Regions from separate parts of the Homo sapiens genome. Here region 2 is linked to region 1. Evidence: read pairs that join two places in POLR2A ChIA-PET (ENCODE). Cell type or tissue: PC-9. All regions are shown on one strand. Each heading gives the region's core, and the rest is flanking DNA. Links, peaks and the distances in the headings are about the cores only.

Region 1 (10,181 bases), core at 773-8,772:
GACTCTACTTGGTCCAGCTTTCTCACACTCAGCATCATGATTTTGAGTTCATCCATGTTCCAGGTATTGATAGGTCTCCCCTTTTCACTGCTGAATAGTATTCCACTGGGTGGATGTACCACGGTTTAAAGAATCATTTGCCTGTTGGTGGACATTTGAGTGGTTTCCAGTTTGGGATGACTATAAATAAATTCGTTATGAACATTCAGGTACCAGTCTTGGTATGGACATGTACTTTGTTTTCTAGAGGAGTAAATACCAGGAATGGAATGACTTAGTAGGTGTATGCTTAACTTTTTAAGAAACCGCCAAACAATTTTCCAAAGTAGTTGTATCATTTCACATTCCTACCGGCAGGAAAAGAGATTTCTAGTTGCTCCACAAACTCGCTAGCCCTGGGTAGGGCCAGTCCTTTTAATTCCAGCCATTCTCATGACAGTGTGGTGGCATCGCATTGTGTTTCCTTCACAACTGACGATGCTGAGCATCTTTTCATGGGCCTGTTTGCTGTCTGTATGCCTTATTTGGTGAGGTGTCTGTTCATATCTCTTGCATATGTTTTTATTGAGATGTCTGTGTTTTCTTTTTTTTTTTTTTTTTTTGAGATGGAGTCTCACTCTGTTGCCCAGGCTGGAATGCAGTGGCGCAATCCATGCTCACTGCAACCTCTGCCTCCCAGGTTCAAGCGATGCTCCTGCCTTAGCTTCCTGAGTAGCTGGGATTACAGGCGCCTGCTACCACGCCTGGCTAATTTTTGTATTTTTAGTAGGGACGGGGTTTTGCTATGTTGACCAGGCTGGTCTCGAACTCCCAACCTCAGGTGATCTGCCCACCTTGGCCTCCCAAAGTGCTGGGATTACAGGCGTGAGCCACCGCGCCCAGCCGGCTGTGTTTTTATTATTGAGTTACAGCAGTTCTTTATTGATTCAGGACACGTCATTTATCCAGATCCATGCTTTGTGAATGTTTTCTCCCAATCTGTAGCTTTTTAATCTCTTAACAATGTCTTTTAAAGAAAAATTTTGTCATTTTGATGAAGTCATTTATTAATTTTTCTTTTATGGACTGTGCTTTTGGTGTTGTATCTAAGAATTCTTTGCCTAACCCAACCACAAAGATTTTCCCCTTGTTTTCTCTAGAAGTTTTTTTTTTTTTTTTTTTTTTTTGTGAGACGGAGTCTCGCTCTGTCGCCCAGACTGGAGTGCAGTGGCGAGATCTTGGCTCACTGCAAGCTACGCCTTCCAGGTTCATGCCATTCTCCTGCCTCAGCCTCCCGAGTAGCTGCGACTACAGGCACATGCCACCACCATGCCCGCCTAATTTTTTGTATTTTTAGTAGAGACGGGGTTTCACCGTGTTAACCAGGATGGTCTCTATCTCCTGACCTCGTGATCTGCCCGCCTCGGCCTCCCAAAGTGCTGGGATTACAGGCGTGAGCCACCTTGCCCGGCCTTCTCTAGAAGTTTTATAGTTTTAGGTTTTACAATTAGGTTTACAATTCAGTTTGTGTTAATTTTTGTATATGGTGTAAAGTATGAGTTAAAGTTCATTTTTTGCATGTGGATATTCATTTGTACCTTTTGTTGAAAAGACAAAAAAATGTAATACCATACTGTTTTTACTACTGTAGCTTTCTAAGTCTTAAGATCATGTATTACCATATGAACTTTCTAAGTAGCTTATCCATTTTTACCAAAAAAAACAAAACAAAACAAAACAAAAAACCTGCTAGGATTTTGATTGGTACTGCATTGGCTCTATAGGCCAATTGAGGAGAGTTGACTTTTTTTTTTTTTTGGAGACAGAGTTTCACTCTCGTTGCCCAGGCTGGAGTGCAGTGGCGCGCTCTTCACTCACTGCAACGTCCACCTCCCGGGTTCAAGCGATTCTCGTACCTCAGCCTCCCGAGTAGCTGGGATTACAGGTGCGCACAACCACACCTGGCTAATTTTTGTATTTTTAGTAGAGACAGGGTTTCACCATGTTGGCCAGGCTGATCTTGAACTCCTGACCTCAGGTGATCTACCTGCCTCAGCCTCCCAAAGTGCTGGGATTACAGGCGTGAGCCACCGCACCCAGCCAAGGAGAGTTGACATTCTAACAACATTCAGTTTCTGACTCATGAACAGGGGCTGTGTCTCTATGCATCATCTTTAATTTCTCTTAGCAGTGTTTTGAAGGTTTTACTGGTTCTTATTTCTTTTAAGATCTAGGATCTCACTCTGTCGCCCAAGCTGGAGTACAGGGGTGTGATCATAGTTCACTGCACCCTTTGACCTCCTGGGCTCAAGTGATCCTCCAACTTTGAGTAGCTGGGACTACAGGTGTGTGCAATCACACCTAGCTCTGGTATAACTCTTTTTTTTTTTTTTTTTTTAGACAGAGTCTCGCTATGTCACCCAGTCTGGAGTGCAGTGGTACGATCTCAGCTCACTGTAACCTCCACCTCCTGGGTTCAAGCGATTCTGCTGCCTCAGCCTCCTGAGTAGCTGGGATTACAGGTGCGTGCCACCACACCCGGCTAAATTTTTTGTATTTTTAGTAGAGATGGGGTTTCCCCATGTTGGCCAGGGTGGTCTCAAACTCCTGACCTCAGGTGATCCTCCTGCCTCGGCCTCCCAAAGTGCTGGGATTTCAAGTGAGCCACCGCGCCTGGCCTCTGGCATAACTCTTTGAACATATATTAAACAGTTATGGTAACCTTTCATGTCCTTCCCTGCTCATTCTAACACCTGTGTCTCTGGTGGGTTGACTTTGATACATTGGGTTTTCTCCTCCTGATGTGCCGTGTTATCCTGCGTCTTTGCGTGCATGGTGATTTTCACCAGATCACGGGCATTGTGAATGTTAGCTGTTGGATGCTGGATATTTTTGCAGCCTTGTAAATATTCTTGAGTTTTGTTCTGGGACACAGTTACTTTTAGGTTCAGTTTTAGATTTTTTAGATGGGACCAGCATAGCTCTTCTCTAAGGCTGATTATTTCTCCTTACTGAGGCAAGACTGTGTCACTGCCCTACCCAGTGCCCCCTGCATCATAAAATTTCCCACTCTGGCTGTGGGAACGGGCACTCTTCCTGGCCCTGTAGGAGCAGCACACACTTTCCCCTCTCATCCTTTTGGATGGCTCTTTGCCCAGCTTTGGCTGGTCTCTTCCCATGCATGTGCTGGGCAGTCTTTGGGTGAGTTCTTGGGGGAAATTTGCTCCCCATCTCTGGAATGTTCTGTGTGTAGCTCTCTCCTCTCCCATCCTCTGTCCTGTGGGCTCTACCGCCGTGGTCTCCGGAGGCACTGTGCTCCACCTCAGCTCCCTAAGTCCTGCTGGGTTCTGCCTAAATTGCCCCTGCCTGGGTGGTGGCCTGGAAACACAAGTTGATAAGCTGGAGCGGTGGCAGCTTGCTTCCTGTCAGGGTTCACTGCCCTTTGTTGAATGACGCCTGGTGTCTTGCCAAACATTGTTTATATTTTGACTCTGTGTTTTCATTGTTTTGGACGAGAGGGTAAATCTGGTTCTGTTGCTCCATCTTGTTCAGAAGCAGAAGTCCAACTTTTTTTTAAACTTAGTGATGTCTCTTAGGCAGAGTTTGTGCTGTTTTGACTCCTCGTTTGTGAATACTCACAAAGCTGAAAAACATTTGGGTGGAGAATGTCTTTTCTGGAGTTCGCTCAATAGCCGATTTAATTTCCCAAGAAATTTTCTTCCTAGAGCAATTAAACTTTTCCTTTTTTTTTTTTTTTTTTTTTTTAAAAGAGACGCTCGCCGGGCGCGGTGGCTCACGCCTGTAATGCCAGCACTTTAGGAGGCTGAGGCAGGTAGATCACAAGGTCAGGAGTTCGAGACCAGCCTGGCCAATAAGGTGAAACCCCGTCTCTACTAAAAACACAAAAAAATAGCTGGGCATGGTGGTGCGCGCCTATAGTCCCAGCTACTCGGGAGGCTGAGGCAGAGGAATTGCTTGAACCTGGGAGGTGGAGGTTGCAGTGAAAAAAAAAAAAGATACTCGCTCTGGAGTACCGTGACACTATCATAGCTCACTGCTGGCCGGGTGCGGTGGTTCAGGCCTGTAATCCCAGCACTTTGGGAGGTCGGGGCAGGCAGATCACCTGAGGTCAGGAGTTCAAGACCAGCCTGGCCAACATGGTGAAACCCTGTCTCTACAAAGATACAAAAATTAGGTGGGCATGATGGAGGGTACCTATAATCCCAGCTACTCAGGAGGCTGAGGCAGGAGAATCACTTGGACCCGGGAGGCGGAGGTTGCAGTGAGCCAAGATCGTGCCATTGCACTCCAGCCTGGGCGACAGAGCGAGATTCTGTCTCAAAAAAAAAAAAAAAAAAAAGGCTCACTGCAGCCTTGAACACCTGGGCTCAAGCGATCATCTCGCCTCAGCATCTTAAGTAGCTGGGACCACAGGCATGCACCACCATGACTGGCTAATTTTTTAAAAATTCTGTAGAGATGGGGTCTTGCTATGTTGCCCAGGCTGGTCTTGAACTCCTGACCTCAAGTCGTCCTCCTGCCTCAGCCTCTCAAAGTGCTGGGATTACAGGCGTGAGCCACCAAGCCCAGCTTCCCTTTTGTTTTTAACAGAAGTTATTTTTAGTGGGATCCTTTCTTAGTGGAGGAACGGGAAAATAATCCCCTAGGTTCACACTGTGCACTCAAAACCTCCCCTTCTTCTAGAGTGGGTCACTTCCTGCCAAGACTTTAGAGGCTCTGCCTAGCTGTTGTAATGTCTGTGTGGTATTCTGCCTGCAGAGAGCATTCCGATTTATTAGCATGATGTCACAGTTGGCATCCCTGGTGCAACCTTTGTGCCCATCTTCCTTAGGAAAGAATTCCTGAGCTGGAATGGCTGCTCAGAGTGTGCAGGCTTAGGTACTGGTGGCTACTATGTGGCTCCAGTTTGAACGCCCTCGTCCCCAGGAAGGATTTTGTGGTCCTGTGCCTTTGTGGTGAGTGGTAACGCCAAGCCAAAGGAAGAGGTGCTTCCGGAGGGCTTTCCAAAGGAGGCGGCCGGCCCAATGGCAAGGTCACACTCCCAGGGCCCGCGTGGCACAGCCACAGCCTGCTTGTTTTCTTTCACTAGATCCAGACAAAGACGGTAGCTCAGTGCGTTGAGTATTATTACATCTGGAAAAAAATGATCAAGTTTGACTGTGGCCGAGCCCCAGGGCTAGAAAAGAGGGTCAAGAGAGAGCCGGAGGAAGTGGAAAGGACAGAGGAAAAGGTAGAGGAACCAGGGCTGTGTCGGGAGCTCTTCTCTCCTCCCAGTGCCTGCTACCCGTTGAGTTGGACGGTGGGGTCAGAGGGCGGGGGTGCTCCTGATGGAAGGGTTTTCCTGCAGGAGACACGTATGCCCCCAGCTCTGTGTCTCTCTTACAGCAGGACAGGTCAGCACCCTTATGTCACTTTTGCTCCCTCTGCAGGTCCCATGCAGCCCTCGGGAGAGACCCAGCCACCATCCAACTCCCAAGTTAAAGACCAAGAGTTATAGGAGGGAGTCCATCCTCAGCTCCAGCCCAAATGCAGGCTCCAAGCGGACCCCCGAGCTGTTGGGAAGTGCAGAGAGCCAGGGCATTTTTCCATGCAGAGAGTGTGAAAGGTACCCAGCTTTCTCCTGGAAACACTCCCAGGGCTCCCAGCCTCAGCCCCTGTGATCCCTTCCTCCCTGCTCTGACCCCATGTCCTCTGGTGACTCCTCAGGGTGTTTGACAAGATCAAGAGTCGAAATGCCCATATGAAGCGGCACCGCCTTCAGGACCACGTGGAGCCCATCATCAGGGTGAAGTGGCCAGTGAAGCCCTTCCAGCTAAAGGAAGAGGAGCTGGGAGCTGACATCGGCCCCCTGCAGTGGTGACTCCCGTGGCAGCAAGTCCGAATGGGGCCTCCAGTGCTGCCCCTCCTCCCTTCGGCCTCTCCAGGGCGTTTGGGGCACCCCTCTGCCTCCCCCCACCCTCCCTGTCCCCTGTTGGCCAACCTGCCTGCAAACATGGAGGGCATTTGGCCACAGATAGGCAGGAGGAGCTCAGTTGTCGGACAGCTATGCAGTCCCTGTCCGGTGGTGCTGGAGGCTCCACTCTCCTTAGGTTCATAGTCTCTCCCCTTCTTTCCCTTCCACTTCTAGAGCAGGGAGGCTTGGGGAGGGGAAAATTTAGCTCTGGGTAGCTCTTAAATCTTAGCCTCAGTTGTGGGGTTTGGTTTCATGTGTTAGATAAGGCCAAGACTTAGAGAATCAGTGGGAAAAAACCTTGAGATCTCCAACACGCTGGGCCCCTCCCTGGGGCGGGGACTCTACCTTCCAGATTCAGTCCCTAGTCTTGCGATGAATTCTGCATTGTTCGGTGTTTTTTGTACATGTCAACTCGTAAATCTGATTAAATTGGGTTCTTGAGCTGCTGTCTTTGACTTCCCTGCCTATTGATCCAATAAAGGCTTAGGAACCCCACCACGTGCTAAGGGCAGGAGGTGAGTCAGCTGTGGCCTGCCCTGGGGGCTGGGGGCCTTGGGGAGAACACGGGCATGTTGATTTGGACATTCATTCAGCAAACATCTACGAAGCACCTGCTGTAGAATGCACTGGACGTTGCCAATCCGTACAACAGGGATAGTGAAGCAAGAGAGGCCCTTTTCCTCACGGACCTTCTCTTGTAGGAGCAGGAAGGTAGCAGTAATAAGCAAACAAGGTGATTTTAGGTCATGGTACTGGAAATGCTTTTGACTGTAACAGAAGAGTTGGTGTTGATTTAAACAATCATGGAGTTTGGCTGTCCCAGTAGGGGCTCAGCCTTGAAATCAGGGACCCCTGGCAGGGGCAGGGGCAGGGGCAGAACGAGGGCTCCAGCAGAGGCGAGAATAACCTCGAACCAAAATCCAGACCGGCAGGGGGCGGGCGGCGGGGGAAAGAAGAGAAAACAGCCCCCCTCCCTGCCTCCCTTTTTAAGAGTGAGGAAAACTTTTAACAGCTCCCAGCAGATGCCCGTATGTCTCATTGAGCCTGTGTTCGCTTCTAAACTGATCCCTGTTAGTGAGAAGGGAAATGACCACAGTTAGCCTAGACCACTCAAGATGCAGCTCCATGGCCAGGTGCAGTGGCTCTCTCCACTAATCCCAGCACTTTGGGAGGCCAAGGCGGGCGGATCATGAGGTCAAGAGATCAAGACCATTGTGGCCAACATGGTGAAACCCCATTTCTCCTAAAAATACAAAAATTAGCTGGGTGTGGTGCCACATGACTATAATCCCAGTGACTTGGGAGGCTGAGGTAGGAAAATCGCTTGAACCTGGGAGGTGGAGATTGCAGTGAACCGAGATTGCGTCACTGCATTTCGGCCTGGTAGAGGAAGACTCCATCAGAAAGAAAGAAAGAAAAGAAAGGTAGGCTCCGCAGTGGCTCACACCTGTAATCCCAGCACTTTGGGAGGTCAAGGTAGGTGGATCATTTGAGGTCAGGAGTTTGAGACCAGCCTGGCCAACATGGTGAAACTCCGTCTCTACTAAAAATGCAAAAAAATTAGCCAGGCATGATGGTGAACACCTGTAGTCCCAGTTACTCAGGAGGCTGAGGCAGGAGAATCACTTGAACCTGGGAGGTGGAGGTTGCAGTGGGCCAAGATCGCGCCACTGCACTCCAGCCTGGGCGACAGAGTTGTCAGTGGCTCACACATCAGTGGGAGGTGGTCAAGGAAAGGACAGATCAAGGCCAGCAGGGCAGGTTTGAGCCTGAGCAGCTGTAGTTGATGCCATTAGCTCAGATGGGGAATTGACTGCAGAGGATTGATTGCATCAGGGTGTGATCGTGTCTATGATAGGGTGAGCCGTGTTCTGAAGAGCTGGGAAAGTAGACGGCAGCGTGAGAAGGTTTCACAGAGGGCCCACCTATCAGCTAAGGCTTAAAGATTGGCTGGGAGTGGGGCAGAGGTGGACGCTGAGTTTGAAGCAGTTGGAACACTGCAGTTAAGGGAAAGGGTTCAGGTGTGAGATGAACCTCAATTCCATCCTGGCTCCTCTTACCTCCTTGTAAACTAGGGCGAATCACTTTCCCTGTGGGAGCCTCAGTTTTCTCAATCTGTAAAATGGGATGAAAATTGCCCCTCCTCAACCCCCGCAACCTATCAGTTAAATAAAATGTAAATTATGGCCAGGCGTGGTGGCTTACGCCTGTAATGCCAGCACTTTGGAAGTCCAAGGTGGGCGGATCACTTGAGGTCAGGAGCTCGAGACCAGCCTGGCCAACATGGTGAAACCCCATCTCTACTAAAAATATAAAATACAAAATTAGCCAGGTGTGGTGGTACATGACTGTAATCCCAGCTACTTGGGTGGCTAAGGCACAAGAATTGCTTGAATCCAGAGGCAGAGGTTGCAGTGAGCAGAGATCGTGCCACTGCACTCCAGCCTGGGCAACAGAGCAAGACTCCATGTCAAAATAAATAAATAAATAGAAATAAAATGTAAATTAAGCACTTGGGAGGGTGCACCATAAGAACTGAATGGCTACTAGTTAACAAGCTCTCATGTGATTGCTAATATTGTTTGGATCCCATCCTAAATAAATCCAATGAACTCTGGAAATGGAAAAAAATTCCCTGGTTGAAAAGGCTGAGGGGTTATATTATCTGTTGCTGCATGACAAATTACCCTGAAATGGAACAGCTTAAACAGAAGCTTTTACATAGTGTTGCTTTGACAGACATGGAACCAAAACCGCTTGTGGTAATCCAGGCTCACCCCCACCTGCTCTGTGGTCAGGACACAGTGGCAACCACAAGTAGGTGGTCCAGGCAAGTCTATTCATGTATGAAGAGAGTTGGGGGAAGGCTTCTTATGCCTTGCTCGGCTCAGCCAACCCCCTAGATAATAGCGGTTTCTCAAACTGTGGTCCCGGGATTATCTGCATCCTAATTTTACTTTTTTTTTTTTTTGAGATGAGACAGGGTCTCACTCTGTTGTCCCGGTTGGAGTGCAGTGGCACAGTCATAGCTCACTGCAGCCTCAAACTCCTGGGGTCAAACAATCCTCCCACCTCAGCCTCCCAAGGAGTAATTAAAATTTTTTTAATTTTGTGGAGATAGGATCTTGCTTTTTGCCTAGGTTGGTCCTTAACTCCTAGGCTCAAGCGGTCCTCCCGCCTTGGTCTCCCAGAGTGTTGGGATTACAGGCATGAACCACCAGGTCTGGCTGCATCCTAATTATATAGGGTTCTGTTTTTTAAAAATGCAGATTCCTGTGACCCACCACAGACTCAGAATTGGAACCATTGTGGGTACGGCCTTGGAAACTGTTTTATTTAAAGAAGATTTTTAGGATAGTTTTAGATTTGTAGAAAAACTGCAATGACAGCAAAAAAAAATTCCCACATACCCCAGTTTCCCCTATGATTAACATCTTATATTAGAATGGTACATTTATTACCACGTATGAACCAGTATGGCACAATATTATTAACTAAACTTCATAGTTTATTTAGATTTCCTTAGTGTTTTTGTTTGTTTTGAGATGGAGTCTCACTCTGTCACCCAGGCTGTAGCACAGTGGCACAATCTCGGCTCACCACAACCTCCACCTCCTGGGTTCAAGCAATTCTGCTTCAGCTTCCTGAGTAGCTGGGACTATAGGCGCCCTCCACCAGGCCCAGCTAATGTTTGTATTTTTAGTAGAGACAGTGTTTCTCCATGTTAGCCAGGCTGGTCTGGAACTCCTGACCTCAGGTGATCCACCCGCCTCAGCCTCTCAAAGTGGTGGGATTACAGGTATGAGCCACCGCACCCGGCCAATTTCCTTGGTTTTTTAACTCAATGCCCTTCTGTTCCAGGATCCCACCGAAGGTAAGACATTACATTTAGCAGTCACGTCTCCTTGGCTGTGATGGTTTCTCAGGCTTTCCTTGTTTTGATGACTTGACAGTGTTATTTGTTTGAGACGGAGTCTCCCTCTTGTCCCCCAGGCTGGAGTGCAGTGAGGCAATCTCCGCTCACTGCAACCTCCACCTCCAGGGTACAAGTGATCCTCCTGCCTCAGCCTCCCAAGTAGCTGTGATTACAGGCATGCACCACCTCACCGGGCTAAGTTTTTTGTATTTTCAGTAGCGACGGGGTTTCCCCATGTTGGACAGGCTGGTCTCAAACTCCTGGCCTCAAGTGATCCTCCTGCCTTGGCCTCCCAAAGTACCAGGACTACAG
Region 2 (10,181 bases), core at 922-8,921, 270 kb before region 1:
ACACTGCACTCCAGCCTGGCGACAGAGAGAGACTCCCTCTTTATTTTTTTTTATTTTTTTTTTTTATTTTTGAGACAGAGTCTAGCTCTGTCGCCCAGGCTGGAGTACAGTGGCGCGATCTCGGCTCACTGCAACCTCTGCCTCCCGGGTTCACGCCATTCTCCTGCCTCAGCCTCCCGAGTAGCTGGGACTACAGGTGCCCGCCACCACACCCGGCTAATTTTTTGTATTTTTAGTAGAGACAGGGTTTCACCGTGTCAGCCAGGATGGTCTTGATCTCCTGACCTCGTGACCCGCCCACCTCAGCCTCCCAAAGTGCTGGGATTACAGGCGTGAGCCACCACGCCCAGCAAAGACTCCATCTCAAAAAAAAAAAAAAAAAGGTCAAAAACAAAAATTAACCTTGTCTTTTCACAAGATGCTGCCGAAAGCGAAGGAAGCTCCTGCCTCTCCTAAAGCCCAAGCCAAACCGAAGGCTTTAAAGGCCAAGAAAGCAGTGTTGAAAGCCGTCCACAGCCACACAGAAGAGAAGATCCGCAGGTCACCCACCTTCAGGCGGCCCAAGACAGCGCGACTCCGGAGGGAGCCCAAATATCCTCAGAAGAGCGCCCCCTGGAGAAACAAGCTTGGCCACTCTGCGATCATCACGTTTCCGCCGACCACTGAGTCCGCCATGAAGAAGACAGACGACAACAACACACTTGCCTTCATTATAGATGTTAAAGCCAAGGAGCACCAGATCAAACAGGCTGTGAAGAAGCTCTGATTCGGCCTGACGGAGAGAAGAAGTCACATGTTCAACCGACTCCTGGTTACAATGCTTTGGATGTTGCCAACAAAATTGGGATCATCTAAACTGAGTCCAGCTGGCTAATTCTCAATATATGTATATCTTTTCACCATAAAAAAGTAAATAAATAAAAATAAACTGGGCTGGGCACGGTGGCTCACCCCTGTAATCCCAGTACTTTGGGAGGTTGAGGCGGGCAGATCACCTGAGGTCAGGAGTTCGAGACCAGCCTGACCAACATGGAGAAACCCCATCTCTACTAAAAAATTAGCCGGGCGTGGTGGTGCATGACTGTAATCCCAGCTACCCGAGAGGCTGAGGCAGGAGAATCACTTGAACCCGGGAGGTGGAGGTTGCAATGAGCCAAAATCACGCCATTACACTCCAGCCTGGGCAACAAGAGCAAAACTCTGTCTCAAAAAAAAAAAAAAAAAACAAAAACAAAAACAAAAAAAACCTTGACTCCCACCTCACTCCAAATGAAAAGCTACAACCAGGAAGCTTCTAGAAGCATCCATAGGAGAATATTTTTACAGTCTTGGAGTGAGCAAGGATTTCTTAGACCAGGCTGTGCACAGTGGCTCATGCCTGTAATTCCAGCGCTTTGAGAGGCTTTGGCAGGAGGATGGCTGGAGCCCAGGAGTTCAAGACCACCTGGGCAACATGGCAAAACCCTGTCTCTACTAAAAATACAAAAAAAGCTGGGCACGGTGGCTCATGCCTGTAATCCCAGCACTTTGGGAGGCCGAGGCCGGAGGATCACCTGAGGTCAGGAGTTCGAGACCAGCCTGACCAACATGGTGAAACCTTGTCTCTACTAAAAATACAAAAATTAGGTGTGGTGGCTACTCCAGAGGCTGAGGCTGGAGAATTGGTTGAACCCAGGAGGTGGAGGTTGCAGTGAACCAAGATCGTGCCACTGACTCCAGCCTGGGTGACAGAGCCAGCCTCCCGTCTCAAAAAAAAAAAAAAAAAAAAAAAAAGATATGCAAAAAGGCCAGTAAGCCCATGACATCAAAAATCATCAGGGAAATGCATATTAAAACTAAAATGGACCACATGCAGTGGCTCACGCCTGAAATCCCAGCACTTTGGGAGGCCGAGGCGAGTGGATCACAAGGTCAAGAGATCGAGACCATCCTAGCCAACATGGTGAAACCTCATCTCTACTAAAAATACAAAAATTAGCTGGGTGTAGTGGTGCATGCCTGTAGTCCCAGCTACTTGGGAGGCTGAGGCAGGAGAATTGCTTGAACCCAGGAGGTGGAGGTTGCAGTGAGCCAAGATCATGCCACTGCACTCCAGCCTGGTGACAGAGCAAGACTCCGTCTCAAAAAAAAAACTTTGGGAGGCTGAGGCAGGAGGACTGCTTGAGACCAGTCTGGGCAATATAATGAGACCCCATCTCTATAAAAATATTAAAATTAACTGAGCATGATGGTACACACTTGTAATTCCAGCTACTTAGGAGGCTGAGATGGGAGGATCACTAGAGCCCAGGACAAGGACACAGCAAGCCTTGTGTCCAGCCTCAGTGACAAAGCAAGACCCTGTCTCGAGAAAAATAATAAATAAGAAATAAACATATGTCCACAGGAAGACTTGTACAAGAATATTCATAACAACTTTATTCATAAAAGACCAAAATAGAAACAGCCCAAGTGAATGGTTAAGCAAATTATGGTATGTCCATACAATGGACTATAACACAGCACTGAAAAGGAACAAGCTGTGGATACACATGTGATATGGAAGAATCTCAAAATCATTTATGTTGGGTGAAAAAAGCCAGACACAAGAGGTTGTATGTGATGCAATTTCATTTCTATGAAATTCTAGAAGATATGGAAATAATCTGTAGTTACAGAAAGCTCTATATGATACTATTTCATTTATATGAAATTCTAGAAGAGACAGAAGTAATCTATAGTTAGAGAAAGCAGATTGGTGGTTGCCCAGGCAGGTGTGAGAATGAATATAAAATGACTGCAAAAAGGTCCCAGGGAAATTTGGGGGCTGATGGATGCTTCTTGTTTGGGTGCTGGTATCATAGTTGTATACTTTGTTGTTGTTGATCCTTTTTTGAGACGGGTCTCACTGTGTCACCCAGGCTGGAGTGCAGTGGCACAAACATGGCTTACCGCAGCCTTAAGCTCTCAGGCTCAAGTGATCCTTCCACCTCAGCCTCCCAAGTAGCTAAGACTACAGGTGCACACCACCATGCCCAGCCAATTTTTTTTTATTTTTTGTAGAGACAGGGTCTTGCTATGTTGCCCAGGATGCTCTTGAACTCTCGGGTTCAAGTGATACTCTTGCCTCAGCCTCCCAAAGTGTTGGGATTACAGGCATGAGCCACCGCACCCAGACAGTTGCATACATTTATCAAAGCAATTATACTGAACACTTAAGACAAGTGTGTTTTATCTAATGTAAAGAAAGCATCTATCTTTAAAAGTTGATGTTTTAAAACTCTGTGAATTGGGCCTGGTGCGGTGGCTCATACCTGTAATCCCAGCACTTTGGGAGGCCGAGGCGGGCAGATCACCTGAGGTCGGGAGTTTGAGAACAGCCTGACCAACATGGAGAAACCCCGTCTCTACTAAAAATACAAAATCAGCTGGGCGTAGTGACACATGCCTGTAACCCCAGCTACTCGGGAAGCTGAGGCAGGAGAATTGCTTGAACCTGGGAGGCAGAGGTTGCAGTGAGCAGAAATCGCGCCATTGCACTCCAACCTGGGCAGCAAGAGCGGAACTCCATCTCAAAAAAATAAAATAAAATAAAAATAAATAAATATAAAATAAAAAATTAGCTGAGTGTGGTGGTGCGTGCCTGTAGTCTCAGCTACTTGGGGTGCTGAGGCAGGAGAATCTCTCGAACCCAGGAGGCAGAAGTTGCAGTGAGCCGAAATCATGCCACTGCACTCCAGCCTAGGTGACAGAGTGAGACTCCATCTCAAAAAAAAAAAAAACTGTGAATTTTTAATATGAAAGATTTTTTGGTGAAAGGGAGGGTTTGGAGAAGGGTTAGATGAGTCAAATCATGTAAATCTTAACACTGATTATGGTCAGTGATCAACAAACCATATCTGCCATTATTATAGCTAATAATAGCATCACATACAGAATGTTCTTGGTCTTTTTCTGTCAGTCTCTCTCTTTTTTTTTTTTTTTTTGGGATGAAGTCTCTCTGTCACCCAGGGGCTAGAGTGCAGTGATGCGATCTCAGCTCAGTGCAACCTCTGCCTCCCAGTTTCAAGCAATTCTCCTGCCTCAGCCTCCCAAGTAGCTGGGAATACAGGCACGTACCACCATGCCATTTTTGTGTTTTTAGTAGAGTCGGGGTTTCACCATGTTGGCTAGGCTGGTCTTGAACTCCTGACCTCCAGTGATCCAACCACTTTGGCCTCCCAAAGTGCTGGGATTACAGGCGTGAGCCACCTCGCCTGGCCCACATCTTCTTCAATTATCTTGTTGTTGTTGTTTTTTCGTCTGTTTGTTTGTTTTTTGAGTCAGGGTCTCACTCTGTCGCCCAGGCTGGAGTGCAATGGGTGTGATCTCAGCTCACTGTAACCTCCACCTCCTGGGCTCAAGGGATCCTCCCACCTCAGCCTCCCGAGTGGCTGGGACCACAGGCGCGTGCCACCACGCCTGGCTAATCTTTTGTATTTTTGGTAGGAACGGGGTTTTTTCACATTGCCCAGGCTGGTCTCGAACTCCTGACCTCCAGAGACCCTCCCATTTCAACCTCCCAGTGTTGAGATTACAGGCGTGAATCACTGAGCCCGGGCTCATTCTTCAATACGCATCCAGTGACCATGTAAGTACTGTTAACCCACTCTGGTGGGGGTGGGAGGACTGTTCCCTCTATACCATCCCCTCCTCATCCACCACCCCGCCCTCCCACTGCCCGCCGTCAGATGGAAGCACCCCCACCTCTTCCTTCTGCTACTCTGCCTCTCTGCTGCCCCCTGGTGGCAATCCTGGCCCTTGGGTCTCCCCGGCGCTGGTTCTCTGACCCTGTCCTGGTCCCATGTAGCAAGTGTTCCAGTCCTCTTAAGCCAGGGCCAGTCTCAGCAGAGCAGAGAGAGAATTAGATCCGATTTGGAGGCAGGAGACACCCGACAGGCTACTGGGGGAGGGGGCGGGGACAGAGAGCTTGGATAAAACAAAAGCCCCTCCTGCTTTGGGAGGTCGAAGCGGGCAAATCGCCGGAGCCCAGGAATTCGAGACCAGCCAGGCAACATAGCAAGACCCCGTTTCTATAATAATATTTTTTAAAAGAAAAGAAAAGAAACCAAAGGCTGAACAACTTGAGCTTACAAAGAAGAGCTGCAATGAATTGAAAGACGTCAGATGCATGAAAGTCCATTGGTTCACAATGGTCCTCAAAAAAGAGAGAAAAAAAAAACTAGAGAAAGTTGTTGAGGCTCCAATTTAATATTCTGAAAACTGCTAAATTAAAAAGAATCTCCTGGCCAGGCGCAGTGTGGCTCACGCCTGTGTGGCCGGGCACAGTGACTCACACCTGTAATCCCAGCACTCTGGGAGGCCGAGGTGGGTGGATCACCTGAGGTGAGGAATTTGAGGCCAGCCTGGCCAACATGGTGAAACCCCGCCTCTACTAAAAATACAGAAAAAGGCCAAGTGCGGTGGTTAACGCGTGTAATCCCAGCACTTTGGGAGGCCGAAGCGGGCGGATAAACAAGATCAAGAGATCGAGACCATCCTGGCCAACATGGTGAAACCCCATCTCTACTAAAAATACAAAAATTAGCCGGGCGTGGTGGCGCATGCCTGTAATCCCAGCTACTCGGGAGGCTGAGGCAGGAGAATCGCTTGAACCCAGGAGGCGGAGGTTGCGGTGAGCCGAGATCTTGCCACTGCACTCCAGCATGGGGGACAGAGCAAGACTCCGTCTCAAAAAAAGAAAAAAGAAAAAAAAAGAGTTTAATTGGATTATTTGTAACACAAAAGTTAAATGCTTGAGGGGATAGATAACTCATTTACCCTGATGTTATTAGTATGCATTGGATGCCTGTATCAAAATAGCCCATGTCCCCCATAAATATATACACCTACTATGTACCTAGAAAAATTTTAATTTTTTTTTTTTTTTTCACTCTCACCCAGGCTGGAGTGCAGTGGCGCGATCTCAGCTCACTACAACCTCCGCCTCCCGACTTCAAGCGATTCTCCTGCCTCAGCCTCCCGAGTAGCTGGGAGCTACGACGCCCGGCTCATTTTTGCATTTTTAGTAGAGACGGGGTTTCACCATGTTGGCCAGACTGGTCTAGATCTCTTGACCTCGTGATCCGCCCTCTTCGGCCTCCCAAAGCGCTGGGATTACAGGCGTAAGCCACCGCGCACGGCTAAATTTTAATTTTTAAGTTTTAAAAAGAAAGTGTCATGTCACCAATTCAAAGATGGTGATTCACTTGACTACCCTAAAATCTAGATGACCGGAAGTGATTCCTGGTGACCCACAGGGATTCCACAGTGATTCCTGGTCTTCCGCGGTGATCCGAGGTGAACTGAGAAGATGCAGTTCTCAGACGCGGCCACATGCTGTCGCTGTTAGAAAGGAATTCACGGTGTCTCCCCTTTTCAGGCTGGGTGATGGTCAGGCTGAATTCTTTGAAGGTGTGAATTGTCTTGATTACGCCAAAATCCGATGCTGGCGTTTTCATGCATACGGTACGATTAAAATAAGAGCCCTGGTAGATATTTGTAGTGCTCACCAAGTTTTCAAGTTCTCATCCCTTTCCTAAACACAGGAAGACTAAGTTCCCCAGCCAAGTTCTGCAGGTAGGCAGGGGTTTCGTGGTAGGGGTTCTCAAAGTGGGCGGGGCTGCGTAACTGGTTCTGGCCAATGGGCTGTGACGAAAGCTGATACGCATCACTTCCTGGCTGATGCTTTTAGCAGCCAATGCCTGCTCTGAAGGCCGAAGCGGGAAAGATCGCTTGAGGCCAGGTTCGAGACCAGCCTGAGCAACATAGCAAGGCCTCCCACCCTGCCCCATCCTCGCCCAGTTCCCCAACAAAATGAAAAAAAATAAATTAGCTGGAAGTGGTGGTGCGCTTGTAGTCCCAGCTACTACGGAGGCTGAGGTGGCAAGATCGCTTGAGCCCAGGACTTCCAGGCTGCAGTGAACCGTGATCATGCCACTAACACTCCAGCCTGGGCGACACAGCGATACCTTCGTCTCTTTAAAAAAAAGAAAAGCAGGCCGGGAACAGTGGCTCACATCTGTAATCCAGCACTTTGGGAGGCCAAGGAGGGTGGATCACCAGGTCAAGACTTTGAGACCAGCCTGGCCAACACGGTGAAACCTCGTCTCTACTAAAAATACAAAAATTAGCTGGGCGTGGTGACGTGCGCCTGTAGTCCCACCTGGTCAGGAGGCTGAGGCAAGAGAATCGCTTGAACCCCGGAGGTGGAGGTTGCAGAGAACCAAGATCATGCCACTGGACTCCAGCCTGGGCAACAGAGCAAGACTCTGTCTCAAAAAAAAAAATGAAAGAAAAGAGAAAAGAAAAGCCAATGCAAGATTGCCTACGCTGTCTCCGCTCTGTCTACTAAAGCTGCTTTGGGGCCAGGTGCAGCAACAGAATAACAGAATTGCACAGTCCGATAACAACTAGCCACATATTACATGGGTTGAATGTTATTTTTCTTTTTTTTTTTTTTTTTGAGACAGGCACTCACTCTGTCGCCCAGGCTGGAGTGCAGTGGTGCCATCACAGATCACTGCAGCCTCGACCTCCCGGGCTCAAGCAATCCTCCCACCTCAGCCTCCCAAGAAGCTGAGATTACAGGCATGCACCACCATGCCCAGCTGTTTTTTGTATTTTTTGTAGAGACAGGTTCTCACTATGTTGCCCAGGCTGGTCTCAAACTCCAGGGCTCAAGTGATCCTCCCAGCTTAGCCTCCCAAAGTGCTGGGATTCCAGGCGTGAGCCACTGCGCCCGGCCAAATATAATCATTCAGTTCCTTGGTCGTGTCACATTTCAAGTTGTCACCAGTAACATGAAGTCAGTTGCTATGGTGTTGGGCAGGGCAGATATGGAAAAATTCCATCATGCTAGCCGGCACGGTGGCTCACGCCTGTAATCCCACCACTTTGGGAGGCCGAGGTGGGTGGACCACCTGAGGTTAGGCGTTTGAGACCAACCTGGCCAACGTGGTAAAACCCCATCTCTACTAAAAATACATTAAAAAAAAAATTAGCCAGGCATGGTAGCTACAGGCAGGCGCCTGTAATCTCAGCTACTTGGGAGACTGAGGCAGAACAATTGCTTGAACCCAGGAGGTAGAGGTTGCAGTGAGCCAAGGTCCCACCATTGCACTCCAGCCTGGGCAACAAGAGTGAAACTCCATCTCAAAAAAACAAAAAAAGAGAAAAATTCCATCGTGCAGAAAGTTCTATTGGACAACATTGCGCTAGATTCCTGACTAGAAGCAGGAGAACTGTTGCTCTGGAGAGGGCTTTGCATGTGCTGTGTTCATCCATGGAGATTTAGGTTCGTTCTGCTTTAGGTTCGTTTAGATTTAGGTTCCCACTGAAGCATAAGCCAACCTAGCCCAGCCCTGCCAGAATTCTTGCTTAAACAAAGAACTGAAAAGTCTTGTGTCATTTAAATGATGAATGGGTGCCACAGTGTGCCTTGGCTAACAGGTGGAGTGCTGACAGCTGAGGATGTTGATACTGGGCTGACCCCAAATGTGAGACCAGTTGGCAAATGGGATTACGGTCAACCTCCATTGAGTCTCAGATGTTCAGATGCCACTCTCTGTGATCTCTCTCTACCTAGCTTAGAACTACACCACCAGGGCCCGGTGCGGTGGCTCACGCCTGTAATTCCAACACTTTAGGAGGCCGAGGCGGGGGGATCGCCTGAGGTCAGGAGTTTGAGACCAGTCTGGCCAACATGGTGAAACCCCATCTCTACTTGAAAAAAGAAAAACAAAACACACACACACACACACACACACACAAAATTAGCCAGGCGTGGTGACATATGCCTGTAATCCCAGCTACTCAGGAGCTGAGGCAGGGGAATTGCTTGAACCAGGGAGGTGGAGGTTGCAGTGAGCTAAGATCGCGCCACTACACTCCAGCCTCAGCGACACAGCGAGACTCCATCTCAAAAAAAAAAAAAAAAAAGAACTACACCACCAGGCCAGGCTCCGTGGCTCACGCCTGTAATCCCAGCATTTTGGGAGGCCAAAGGAGGAGGATCACTTGAGGCCAGGAGTTTGAGACCACCTGGGCAAAATAGCAAGACCCCATCTCTAAAAAAAAAAAAAAAAAAGAGCCAGGCATGATGGCATGTGCCTGTGATTCCAGATACACAGGAGGCTGAAGCAGGAGGATCACTTGAGCCCAGGAGGTCGAGGCTGCAGTGAGCCATGATCCTACCACAGCATTCTAGCCTGGGTGACAGAGAACCTGTCTTAGAAAAAAAATAAAGAACTATACCACCAAAGGACTGTCATACTAAGAAAATCCTCAGAATCATTAGAAATGAAGCCATGTGGGGGCTTGTTTCTTGTTGCTATTGTTCATTTGGTTTGGGGTTTTTTTGTTTTTTGAGACAGTGTCTCAGTGTGTCGCCCAGGCTGGAGTGCAGTGGCACGATCTCAGCTCACTGCAACCTCTGCTTCCCAGGTTGAAGCGGTTCTCAACCTAGTGGCAGGTGGCGAGTAGCTGGGATTACAGGCACCTGCCACCACACTTGGGCTAATTTTAGTAGAGGTGGGGTTTCACCATGTTGCCCAGGCTGGTCTTGAACTCTTGGCCTCAAGCAATCTGCTCACCTTGGCCTCCCAAAGTGCCGGATTACAAGCGTGAGCCACTGCACCCGGCCTCTTGTTGCTATTGTTGATGGCTGTCTTGTGTTTCCCAGATGTCACTGAGCAGAGATCCATGGAATGTGGTGGGTTTCAGGAGTCGCAGCATTTGACTTGGGGGAGGAACAATTTTATTTCTGTCCTCCCAGAATGAGTGGGTCAAGGTTTGAGAGTGAAACAGTTTAGAATTGTACCTGATTTGAGGAAAGTGTCCATGCACTTCATGGCTATCAATAGTTACAAAAACAGCCGGGCATGGTGGCTCACGCCTATAATCCCAGCACTTTGGGAGGCCAAGGCGGGAGGATCCCCTGAGGTCAGGAGTTCAAGACGAGCCTGGCCAACATGGTGAAACCCTGTCTCTATTACAAAATCCAAAAATTACGTCCGGCGCGGTGGCTCATACCTGTAGTCCCAGCACTTTGGGAGGCCGAGGCGGGAGGGTCACAAGGTCAGGAGTTTGAGACCAGTCTGGCCAACATGGTGAAACCCCATCGCTACTAAAAATACAAAAAATTAGCTGGGTGTGGTGGCGGG

Evidence for each region. ChIA-PET counts read pairs that join two places held together with the same protein. Peaks named below come from ENCODE experiments on the same cell type or tissue, not always from the same donor. Only the 100,000 strongest peaks of a DNase experiment are listed, where the experiment ranks them.
Region 2: POLR2A ChIA-PET joins it to region 1 with 14 read pairs; 2 of 35 experiments call an interaction of 5 or more read pairs at or near these places.

Annotation. Positions count from the first base shown.
Region 1 is chr19:47,516,903-47,527,083 of GRCh38, reverse strand. It overlaps ZNF541 (zinc finger protein 541), which reads left to right. Exons shown (of 17, transcript NM_001277075.3): 15 at 5,090-5,230; 16 at 5,430-5,605; 17 at 5,707-6,394. The coding sequence ends at 5,860. Among named protein-coding and RNA genes, the nearest start is that of NAPA, 6.9 kb to the right of the region's middle. RefSeq lists a silencer at 8,578-8,872. In PC-9, for the core only: no CTCF peak of the experiment used is centred there; no DNase peak of the experiment used is centred there.
Region 2 is chr19:47,785,140-47,795,320 of GRCh38, reverse strand. It overlaps the pseudogene RPL23AP80. Among named protein-coding and RNA genes, the nearest start is that of SELENOW, 12 kb to the right of the region's middle. In PC-9, for the core only: CTCF peaks have their summits at 4,649, 4,849 and 6,311; DNase peaks (open chromatin) are centred at 4,810 and 5,270; H3K4me3 peaks cover 575 bases; H3K27ac peaks cover 1,056 bases.